2 separate regions of the Mus musculus genome follow, and region 2 is linked to region 1. A link is a contact called in ENCODE Hi-C data. All regions are on one chromosome and are shown on one strand. Each heading gives the region's core, a stretch centred on a gene start or an enhancer-like site at or near the end of the contact. The rest is flanking DNA. Distances are from core to core; before and after follow the strand shown.

Region 1 (6,026 bases), core at 907-3,406:
GAAAAAGAGATTTCTGATATGGACAGAAACACTTTAGCCTATCATTTAAAAAAAAAAAAAAAAGCCACGTAGTAGTGGCGGCAGTGGGCAGGGTGAGTCATCACCCAACTCCAAAGTTGCAGCCTTCCTTCTGTGCCTCCTCCCACTGGACCCCAGGCCCTTCCCCGGGTCCCCTGAGTCAGCAGGCCTGCGAGGTTGTGAGTTCTTAGTTCTCACATCCTCCGGGAACTTACATAAAATGCTGCAGCGCTCTCGGCACTTACACTTGTCTTTAAAACCGTTGTCTTTTCTACTGAGAAACTAAATGTTCCGCAAGCCAGTCCTCCCCAGAATCTTTTTTAATCGCAAAAAGTGGGCAGGCTACTTTAATCCTCTCCTGCAAATGACTAAACTGCAAAATATCCTCATATAGAAAGCTGACTTTAAACAATGTTTCATTTTCCCAGGGTCTTTTTTTTTTTTTTTTCAGGAACAGTAATACTGAAGCGATAGAACTGTCTGCTCAAATCTGACAAGCTTCCGAGATGACAATTATTAATTGGGACATCAGTAAAGCAAGATTTATGATGTAATTACATTAATACAACATATATTTTTGTTAAAGCAGCTTACAAACAGGTTTTTAACAACTACAAGCTAAAGATATGTTTCTTCCACTCAATTCAAAATTATTTCCAAACACTAAAATCTGTCATTTCTAGAAACTCTCAAGCTGGGGACAATGGTGCACACGTGTTAAACCCAGCAGGAAGCCGAGGCAGGAGAATCGTTACTCAAAGCCTAGCTGGGACTACGTGGCGACTGTCTCTGCAACCAACAAAATCCCTTTGAGGACTGGACCCTGGTTAGACCCCACATTCTTCTCAAATTCTTTCCAACGCAGTTCTCCAACGTTAAAGAGACAGAACGTCAAAACCCAGAATTTTACCAAAATAAAAACGCTAGAATAATCAACAATTTATTCTGAAGCTAGCTGCTCTTCGTTTGATGGCCTGAGAACGTTTTTATTTCCCCCTCTGACAATCATCTATCTGTATCCATAAAAAGTTAATACTGCCTCCGGACTCTTAGCAACGAACACGAACTGTTTAGATACTGTAAAGAGACCTAACTCCCCTTTACCAAGTCCCTGCGCTCCATCTTTCCTACTTTCAAGTCAAAGAAAGGTAAAACACGAAAGCGATCTAAAGGAGCTTGCTGCACGCAGCTTCCCCAAGGCACCTGAGCCGGAGAGCCAAAGCCAGGCAGGAACAAAAGGCGGCCGAAAGCCCTCCACTCCTCACAACTCCCAAGTCCGATCATAACAAGCTCCAAGTGAGGAGGCCTGTAACCGGTAACGTACGTTTTCATCAGGGTGTTTTTCCGGATCACACCTTAACGTCCGGAAAGGTGTCAGGAGCCCTGTCTCAGGCCGGTCCCCGGCACCTCGTGGACCGCCAGGCACAAACTTGGGCGGACTTAGGGGCAGGAGCAGAGCGCTACGCAACGTGCCGGAGACTTTGCCCGGCCGGAGTCAGCTGAGGCCGAGTCACCCGGGCAGGCTGGGGAGGGGAGGAGACAGGAGAGCTTGAGGGAGGCAGCGAGCCAGGAAGGCAAGCCTCCACCGCCTCAAGCGCTCCTGGACCACCGCCCTCGCCTGCGCGTTGGCGGGGACTCGAACCCGCGGAACCGGGCGCGGGCGGCGGGGACTCGAACCCGCGAAGCGCAGCCCGGTGCAGGCGGCGGGGGCCCGCCAGCTATGCCTGCGGCCGGCTGCCCGGCGAGGGGCGTGCCGGGTGGGAGGGGCGCGCCGGCCGCGCCGCCAGCCCCACGCGGGGACCTGGCCCTCGCAGCCGGCCGCGCCGCCCGGGCTGAGCGGGCACACGGAACAAAAGCGTCTTTGTTGAGCGGCGGCCGCCCGGAGGGTCACACACAATGGACGCGGGAGCCGGCGCCGCCGCCGGGCCCTCTGCCGCTCCCTCCCGCGCCGGCCCGCACCCGGCCACACACACATACACACTCACGGGACTTCTCCGACTCATCGACAGAGTGCAGGGCCCGCGGACAGCCCTCAAGGTCGGCTCAGGTCTCCGGCTGTGCTGGCGGCAGCGGCGTTTCCGAGGCTCTCGCTTTGCCGCAGTCGCCGCCATGTAACCCCGACCCGCCAGAGAGGGCGCGGAGAGAAGGCGGGGCCTCGCAGAGGCACGCCCCCTCACGTCACAGGCTCACTCCACGGCGGCCCCGCCCCCGCCAGCCGGGGAGCCGCACGCGCCGGAATTTCCAACGCCCGTGACTGCGCGCGCCGCGGGGGCGGTCGGAGCTGCACGCGGCCTGCTGGCGGGTACACCCCGGCCTCAGCTGAACCACCGCCCAGAGTGTCGTACCAAGTGACCCGACAGGGCGAGCGTCTGAACGGCTGCTGGGTCCCGTGCTGTCGGGAGGAAGTGGGCGAAGGCGAATATGCTAGGCCAGATTGTTGAGCAGATAAGCTCAGGGTGGTGTTGGGAAGGCCCCTGGGATCGGTCCCCGGGGTCCGTTGGCTGCTTCTAGAAGCATCCGCGGTAACCAGGGAGGTGAATGAGTGAGGGGTCCTGGGAAAACTGAGCAAAAGCTCAGTCAGCAGGGTGGCTGGCTTGTTGAGATCGCTGAGACCAGCCAGAGTTTGACATAGGCGTGCTGAGAAAGGTAGATAGCTGCCCTTCCAGTGCTTAGATGAAATTTAAGTATTTAGGAACTTAGATATAAAAAGCACAGGGTTTGCCTGGGAGTAGTGGCACATGAGTTAACTAGTCTATGTAGTGCCAGGACAGCCTATGCTATATAATAGACCCTGTCTCAAAAGGCTGGGAGAGCTTGTTGTTGTACCCCTGTGATCCCTGTCTTGGAGACCAGAAGGATTAGAAGATACAGTTAATCCTTGGCTGCATAGTGAGTTCAAAGCCAGCCCAGACTACTGAGACCCCGCCTCACAAAAAAGAAAAATGAGAGGTTCGGTTAGCCCTTTCTATCAGTGGTAATTGACCATCCTAAAGAAAATATGGCCACTGCAGTCCATGATCCACTGTAAGCAGCAAACCCCTTTCAGAGATGACACAGTCACTTGAAGTTAAGAGCTTGAGAGGAGCTTCAATGTTTCCTAATACAGAGATACATTAAAATATATGCTTTGTGAGACAGCATCTCTCTATAACTCAGCCTGCCCTAGCACACCTAATCTCCCTGCCTTAGCTTCCCCAGAGCTTGGATTATAGGCTTAGGCAGCTGAGCCCAGCTCTATTATATTTAAAGCAATACCATCTGAATACCAGGAGAAGAGCAGTAATGCCTACAGAAAGCGAGATTTACAGCTGTTGAGTGCAGCCGGCACTGTGAAGTTCTGCTCCACCGACCCACTCTGTCCTCCCTCTAGTTCCTCCTGATGGACTCTGGGACCTCCATCTTCCTCTAATGGCTGGACCCCCCGGGGTGGTGGTGGTGGTGAGCATAAATAGCAAGCCGTATGCTTTCTCTCAGAAAGTTTATAATGCATCTCTGCTGACTTCCATTAAAGCCAGCCATATTGCTTTATAGGAGTCAAAGGAGTCCACGATGTTAAGTGTTTGTGGAATCTTAAAAGAGAGGTCAGGGTGAGCTAGGTACAAAATTTTGGAGATTTGGTTTATGATAGGCCTTTCATCAAGGGGTCTTGACTGGGACTGAGTGGTGTGACAGTTTAGGATGGGAAAGGGAAGAGTTTTGAAAGAAGTCTAGGAGAATTTAATGTTGGATAAGCCCAGAATCTTGCTGGGGGCGGGGGGTGGGGGGAGGGGGGGTGGAAGGCGAGTTTACCCTGATGAGTTTAGTCACTTATGTGTTCTTTCCAAAAATAGGCTTTGAGGAAGTCCCTGCCTGAAAGCGCGATAAGGTATTTGCAAATTCATCTTCCTGGATGAGAATTTCTTGAAGTCGGTCATGCGTATAAACCAAGTGTGGTAGTGAACGCTTGTCATCCCAGCATTCTGCAGGCTGAGACAGGAGAATCTTGAGGTGAGGTCAGCCCTTGGGGTTCCAAAGCAGGCAAGCAATCAAGCAAAAAATGAGAGACAGCAGCAGGGAGTGCGAATGACCACATTTCATTATATACGTGTATGAAATTGCCAAGGAATTTTTAGGAAGAAAAAGGTCATGTTTGTATGCACAGCTGAATTTTGTTCATGGTAATACAGCTAGGCTAGATTTTTAATCCTATTGTATGAGCATAAACATGAGTGGAGGCCACTTCCCCTAACATTTGGTTTATTTGGAAGGGGGTTGTTTTGAAAGACGTCTGTCTGTGCAGCCCCAACTGGCCTCAAGTTCACGCTCATCCTGCCTCAGTCTCCCCAATGCTCCACACCCAGCTTCTCCAAGTCGTTTTTGAAGCTGTATATGACAATTATTTAATGAGTAGGCCAATCATTTGTGTGGGTCATGACCAACAAATTTCATTACCCAGAAAAACAACCTGAATAAGAGACCATCCCCTATAAACAGGAAGGGCAACAGGGAAGCTTGCAGCTTTGTCCTACATTATAGCAAATCAAAATGCCACCAGATACAAACCAGGCCATTATTCTATGTAGTACTAAGAATGATAAAACCAGGGCTTGGGAAAAGAGAGATGACTCAGTAGCAAAAAGCAGAGTCAATTCCCAGCATCCACGTGGCAGCCCACAGCCATCCATAGCTCTAGTTCCAAGATATCCAACACCCTCCTCAGGTACATGGTGCTGTGCAGACATCCGTGCAGACAGAATACCCATGTACATTTTTTAAAAATCTCACCAGGTGGTAGTGGTACACTCCTTAATTCCCAGCACTTGGGACGCAGAGGTGAGCAGATCTCTTTTCGGGTTTAAGCAGTCTAGTCTACAGAGTGAGTTCCAGACAGCCAGTGCTACACAGTGAGACCCTGCCTCAAAGAAGCAATAAATCTTATCATAATGTCTCATTGCTATGTTCTGATTTCAGAGCTGTCGAAATGAACACAGCATTGAAGTATAGGACATTGGATCACAGTGTGAAATGAATTTGGTTTTTGCTTGTTATTGCTAGGAGAGTTTGAAGGTTGTGGAAGTGTGCAGGAGAGGCTGAACATGGCTGAAGGTGGCAGACTCTGAGCACTTTCTGAGCTGTGATGGACCAGTTACTAAGAGCTTGGGACATCAGAGAAAGCTCAACTGAAAGAGAGGGCTTTGCCTGGCCTCACCTTGGTCAGGTAGTGGCAGGACAAAAGACATTCCCAAATGAGAGAACAGACGTAAGAAGGCCTGAGCCTGCAGACCACTGCAAAGCCTGAGGAGGCTTTGCGGGAGGCCTGAGGGAGTTGGTGGCAGATAGCTTTGGTGGTCCTGCCAACAGTTTTAGGCATTAGTCTTACTAATGACATCAGGCAAGGAATTTCGGTGGTGCAGCTAATTATGGATGGTGGCAATGATGGTGATAATGATGATAACAGTGTGTGATGCAGGCCATAGAACCCAAGGCTTCTGAATGCTTAGCAGACTGCTGCTGGGCTCCCTGCCCCACCCCCAACCTGGACCTAGTTCTTTGAACTGAAAGAGCTGAAAGCCTGACATCAATGACATCAGTGGGAAGGCAGGTTGATAAGCAGAACACGGAAGACGCAGGAGAATCAATTGCTTCTGCCTAACTTTCCTTATTCTGCTAACGACACATGCTCAGGAAGGTCGTACATGGAACTCTGAGGTAAGGCTGTGCCTTGTGACTTTCCTAAAAATTGCTGAGACAAAGGAGCCTGGGGTGAACAGACGAGACAGAAGCCATCTGTCCACTGTATCTCACCTCTCATTAGAGCACACTTCACCCACAAGCACAGGTTTCTAATGGAGCTGCAGGCATCCCAGTTCATGGCTGATCAGTCCAAGGGAAGTGAGTGAGGAGGGAGCTTGCACCTCCCAGAGGCCATGCTTTCCAGTAAAACCAGAACTTGAAACACAAAGAAGCAACCAACGTGCTCCGAGACTCACAAGGCTGAAGTGCACCGTCATGGCCACTCTTGCTTTGTT
Region 2 (5,978 bases), core at 1,158-3,657, 2.5 Mb after region 1:
TGCACTCAGTCAAGGCTTCCTCTGTTGCACCACAGGAGGTGGATACTTTTAGAAGATTAGAAAAATAGCAACATGCTAAATAATTAAAGTCCAAAGGCTTTTGTTAGGATTTGGGCTTTAATACTCTGTTGAGACGGGAAGTTGATAGGTAGTACTGCATTGACTGGAAAAAACAGGAGAAAAAGAAGAAAAAGAGGAAGAAGAAAAGAAGAAAGGGGAGCAAGAGACCTCAACAGATGGTACAGTGTCATTCTTAGTATAAAACCACAGTCATCCTAGATTCTACTCAACTTGGAGATGTTCAGAGATTAACATAGATTTTTCACTTTAGAGACAGGTTTCATTATGCCATGCAAATCGAACAGTAGCAGCTTCAGTCATTAGAATTCGGTATTATAATGAAGCTGTTAATTGCATTTTTAATTCAACTGCAGCTGCTATTGCAATAAAACAAATTGCCCAGGATATTAAATAATTCCTTCCTCAAAAGTAATACTGAAGCAGTCCTTACATACTTGGAAGTGTATTAGAGGAGATGTAGGCTCACTGATAAAAACGAAGAGCAAAGTGTCTGGGGTGGGGGGTGCTGCCATAATTTAAAAGTAAATAGAGAATAAAATTATTATTTAATAGAAAAAACACATTTTTTTATATTACCACATGAACACTACTAAAGAACTATCTCAAATCACATATGCTAGGTAAAATGGCAGGGATAGCTTCTCATGGTTCTTATAGTTCCTGAGGCCAAGAATCCAGTTCTCATGGTACCCAAAGCACTTCTCTTCCATTCCATCACTTAGTAAGCCTGGCACTGAATAGGGATTTTTTATTTGGGAAAAAAATAGCTAAGATGGGAGGTTATACAAGTTCTGTGCGTTTCTTGCAGATTTACACTTGAATTCAAAGATACTAAAATGGGGGTAGCTATGAGGCTGGTCATTTCACACCTTGTGGAGTGGAGTAAATTTAGCTGCTGTGTCAGGGAAGGTCCCGCCTGCCTCTGATTGCATATGTAAATTACACACTGGGAACCCTAGGAAGAGAAGAGTATGCCTTGCTAGTAAATAGCCTAGAGAAGAGTTAAGAATCCTGAACAGGAGGAACACGGATGGCAAGTGGAGCTGAAACAGGGATCAAACATGGCACCGCTGAGTTCATGCTTCACCCATTCAAAAAAAAAAAAAAAATGGTTAGGACTTCTTGTCATACTCCAGATTACAAAGAACTGTCGCAGATGATGCCTCGAGCCTTGTAAATGCCATTGAGGGGAGAAACAAGCTAGATTTAGTGCATTACTTGCCTACAGATCTTAGCGGTCCCTGGTATGTGAAAGCTACGAGACAATTACAATGAACACGGTGAATGCTAGGAGGCCAGGTTGCACAGATGACCACTCACATGCCACTTGAACGACACTTCCTGTATAGACAGACAGACATGCACTTATGGTTAGCACTCAGCACTGTTGCGGGGAAGGCGGTCCTTACTCAGTGTTTATAGAAATGAATGGCAACTAATTGTTATTGCTACAGCAATTTGTGAATGTTTAAATTATCTAATGTTTATAGTTTGTATATTCGTATTCCTATGACAGTGGTCTGGGTCCTGGAACATTGCTGAATATACAATAAACATTTTACTATAATTTAAAAAAAATGTTTCTACACTGAATGACTGCTTGGCTGTGTTGTGTCAGTGGGTGTAAAGCAAAGGGGGCACAACAAAAGGTTACATTTCTAACGTTTGAAGTAAGAGTTGTAGGCCTTGATTTATCAAACAGCAGCGAAAACTAGAAAGGCTCTTATGTTTGTACCTGCGTCCCTTTTAAGTCTTTGAATTTGCCCAGCTGAAAGACATTACAGTATTTCATTACAAGACTGATAATTTCGTAGAGTAGAAATATCAAAACTCCCAATAGTGTGTGATCAACCTATCCTAGAATTACGGTTGCAAAGTTCTGAGTGATTTCTGTTGCTTCAATTTGCGCAACAGCAGCTCCACCTAGGTTTTAGAACCCTTGCTAAAACCATGAAAAGGGTCCCCTTCACAATGGTGGCGAAACCCGTTAGGTGGGTGGGCACCTGCCAAAACAAAAACAAAAACAAAAAAACCACCGCCAAGCCTGCCCCTGCCCCCCGGCTGTTGGAAAGAGTTCAGGGCATCCAGAACTTCACTGTGGCTATTGCGCAGACTCTGCGTCCCACGCAGGCTTATTAGGAAGAAGCAAGAAAACTGCCCCGAGACACGTGAACCACAGGAGACCAACCCTGGCTTCCTCTGCTCACCGCATCTGATTCTGGAATTTACAATCACGAAAGTTCTATCGCCCCAGGATTGGTTCCAAGGCCGCATGACATCATAGCGCTTGATCCTGCCTCCGGGCTCGGATTGGCTGGCCGCGCCATTGTGACGTCACGGTCAGCCCACGCCGGGGTTGAAGCTGCCGGGCGCCTTCCTCTTGCATCGCGGCTGCAGCTTGCTTCTGTTCCCGCGCCCGCTTGCACATCCTCCTGCTCGCGCGGTCCTGCTGCCGTCCGGTGCTCCCCGTAGCCGCTCAGGCAGAGAGGTGAGCCGCCTGCTTCAGGAACTTGGCGGGTGCCAAGGCACTGGGGTGCGGCCAGGCTGCTGGCGCCGTGAGGTCCGGGTTGGGCGGGGGGCGGCAGGCACCGTGGCCCGGCGAGCGCGGGGCGCGGGCCGAGCGGAGCTCCGCCGGGATGGATGCTTTCGCACCTGTTCGTGGGTGGCAGCCACTTTGGCGCACTGACAGGCGCGGAGATCGCAGGGAAGGATGGCGGCGCGCTTGGATCTTCCTCCGAGCTTTCTCTGAGCGACCGTAAGGGCTGCCGAGGAGGAGTCCGCGTGGGTCCGTGCAGTACCGGGCTTTGGGGCCGCGCGCTGGCCTTTCCCTGCTTTCCTCTCCTTTGCTGCTGCCAGGGACGCCCGCTTTCCCGCGACCACTCCAGCGGGTATCTGCAGCCCAGCCTGCCCCGGGAGGGTGGAGACGCGGACGCATAGCTGCGGGTAACGGCCTGGAGTCTGCGAATCCATAAAGTGCGCTGCTCAGAGTTTTAGGGAAAGTGTCCTTTATTGTTTGCTTGCCAGCAAGCCTTCCCCTTCCCCTATCCTTGAGGTGGAGATAGTAAGGTCCAGAGAGAGTTCTTTTTAGACGATCTTGAAGCCTTCGGCACCTTTGAACTTGGCGTCCCTGCTCTAGATTACATTATGCTTATCTCCAGGCGCCTTGATTGCAAATTTGAAGGATGCATTGGATGAATTTTCGTAAGGGGAGGGGGCGATTGAAAGAATGCAACGCATGACTCCCTAGCTGGAGGATACCCGGGGAGAAGTCTGATAAGAAATTGTGGGGGAGCGAGCAGCCCTCCTCCCAAGCCTCGACTGTCTTTCTGTTTTTTTAATGTCAGGGCTGGTGGCAGGAAGTGTTTTGTACAGTTGTACAGGAGGGCCAGTGTTGTCTGTTGGTTTTGTAATTCGTTCCTCTAACCGCTTGGCAGTTATAACCTGTTGGTTTGTACTTGCAAGTCTTTGTGCTTTTGCAAAGTCTCAGGCCACAGCATTTGGGTCAAAAATCTACAGATACAGTCAGCTTTGCATTAGATGAATGCGAATGCACACCGTAGATTTTATCTATGGCTGGGCACAGGTGCATCGTTTATCTAGTCAGTCCCAGTACTGCCGGGTTTCTCTGCGAAAGCTCTGACCTTGAAAAAAAAAAAGGGGGGGGGGCTACTTTCCTTTGAGATTTTTCTCCTGATAACGTCAGTGCCAGGAACATCCACCATAGGCCATCTCCTTTTCTATTCTCTTTTTGTCTTTCAGTTTGGAACTGAAGACAGAAAGGAGGAATGTTATATACTTTCACAGAATGGAGGGTAAACTTAACCATGAATAGGAAACATGGGTGTTGGGTTTTTCAAAATAGGTAACTAGTAAGTAGTTCTTACTTGACTCGGTTTCCTTGTCAGCCAGCCGGGTCCCATGTAACTGATTTATTTATTAGGTGGTTTCAAGAGACTGTAAATGGAAGAACCCAACAGGGGGTCTGCTAAATAGTGGTTTGATAAATGTTTCCTTTTCCTTCCCTGGGATTAACAGTGTTTCTCTTGGCCAGAGCCTTAGCCTTTGGATGCCTGTTGTTCACAGAATTCTTTCCCCCAGCAGTTCCGCTAATTACTGCTTGTGCTGCTGTTAGAGGGGAAGTACTCACCTTTGTGCTAGATTTCCAACTTGAAGTCTACATACAAATCGAGGCAAAATTGCCTTGTCTTCCAGGAACTATGGCAGAGTAGAGCATATTTGTTGCCTAACAAAAAAACTCTGACACACACTAACCTTCCCAGGGGTGTGTGTGTGTGAGGTGTGTGTGTGTGTATTCTACTTTTGCCTGCCAATTCACAATATCATAGACCACTTCCTCTCAGTTGCCTGTCTTTTCCTGCATGCGTTCCCATTCAGAGGCCATTCACATGGCTGCTTTCCCCATGCCTTGTTTCTGTTTTTCCTGCTGCAGAGAGCTGAACCCAGAAGTTCACACGTGCTGAGTAAACACTGCCACTGAGCTCCTTCAATCCTGCGTCATGAACTGATGCTAAGAACAGATTTGCTAAGTGTTTCTTTCCACAAACCAGGGTCCTCTAGGGAGTCCCATTACCCATCTTTTTGTTAAAAAACCTGGAACTAGCAGCCAGGTGATAGTAGCACCTGCCTTTAGTCCCAGCACTCAGGAGGCAGAGGCAGGCAGATCTCTATGAGTTCAAGGCCAGCATGATCTACAGAGCTAGTTCCAGGGCTAGGGCTGCACAGAGAAACCTTGTCTCAAATCACCCAAACAAACAAACAAACAAACAAACCTGGAGCTAAGGCCCAGAGATGTTGACTTTCTGAAAAACACACAGCCTTATCTCCAGGATTCCAGCTTCTCACTACATCTGTCTGTTGTTGGATTGTTTGTCTAGTCAGCTACATGTCATTTATGTAATTGTGCTATTTGCTAACTTAAAATACTCTAACCATGTGCTGAACCATCTTAAACCAAACTCAGCACGTGTGAACTTCTGGGTTCAACTCTCTGAGGCAGGAAAAACAGAAACGAGGCATGGGGGAAAGCAGCCATGTGAATGGCCTCTGAATGGGAATGCATGCAGGAAAAGACAGGTAACTGAGAGGAAGTGGTCTATGGTATTGTAAGTTGGCAGGCAAAAGTAGAATACACACACACTAAACCATAGGATTAACAATTTGCTGCTTCTCAGTCTGCCTGAAGTATGTTCCTGTATTTATCCTATTCTTGATTCATTTGTTTTAAGACAGGGTCTCATTGTAGTCTAGGCCGACCTCATCTTAGGGGTTTCTGAAAGGTCAGCCCTCAACTTCTGATCCTCCTACTTCTATCTCTTAAGCACAGGGATAATAAGGTATAGGTTAACATTTGGTCTGGGCTGTGCTGGGCATGGGACCCAGGTCTGGCAAGCAGTGTACCAACTGAGGTATGTCCCCAATCCACAATTCATTTTTATTAACTTTCTGACTTAGTGGGTATGTGTTAAATATGTCCATGGCTGGGGTGTTTGGATCCAAAGATGAGTGAAGCAGTTTGTGATTCCAAAAGGCTTCTTGGTTTGGCTTACACTGGGAGCCCTTTTGTGCATACTTATTTTATACTTTACACCAAAAGAGAGCCAGAGGTAGGTTTCTGGGACACATGGCACAACTGTCCGTCAGATAGTGCAGTGCCTAATAAGACTGAATTGGTCAGGGTGCTTTTGATTCACGAAGCAAAGCCCAGTTTAAATAAGCTTACCATCGCACCTTTGTAATGGCCTTGAAAGCAAGACCTTTGCTCCAGTGCACTGCAGTCCTCTGACATGCTGGTTATAGATCCTTAGGCTCATTTTACAAGATGACTCCTAGGAACTGTCTGGATTCCCCCTGAGGTGCTTTGCTTTAAGCCTCGGCCC

What was found. A loop is a pair of places that touch in the nucleus more often than their neighbours do.
Region 2: a map of regulatory T cell shows a loop between it and region 1 (6-fold over the local background). The contact joins the promoter of Elovl5 here to the promoter of Mapk6 in region 1. A Hi-C loop is called at or near these places in 2 of 37 maps with a recorded cell type or tissue (T-helper 17 cell and regulatory T cell).

The regions. Positions count from the first base shown.
Region 1 is chr9:75,407,860-75,413,885 of GRCm38, forward strand. Mapk6 (mitogen-activated protein kinase 6) reads right to left here and starts at 2,157. Exons shown (of 6, transcript NM_015806.5): 1 at 2,004-2,157. 4933433G15Rik (RIKEN cDNA 4933433G15 gene) reads left to right here and starts at 2,325. Exons shown (of 4, transcript NR_040719.1): 1 at 2,325-2,907; 2 at 3,849-4,005.
Region 2 is chr9:77,914,958-77,920,935 of GRCm38, forward strand. Elovl5 (ELOVL family member 5, elongation of long chain fatty acids (yeast)) reads left to right here and starts at 2,408. Exons shown (of 8, transcript NM_134255.3): 1 at 2,408-2,569.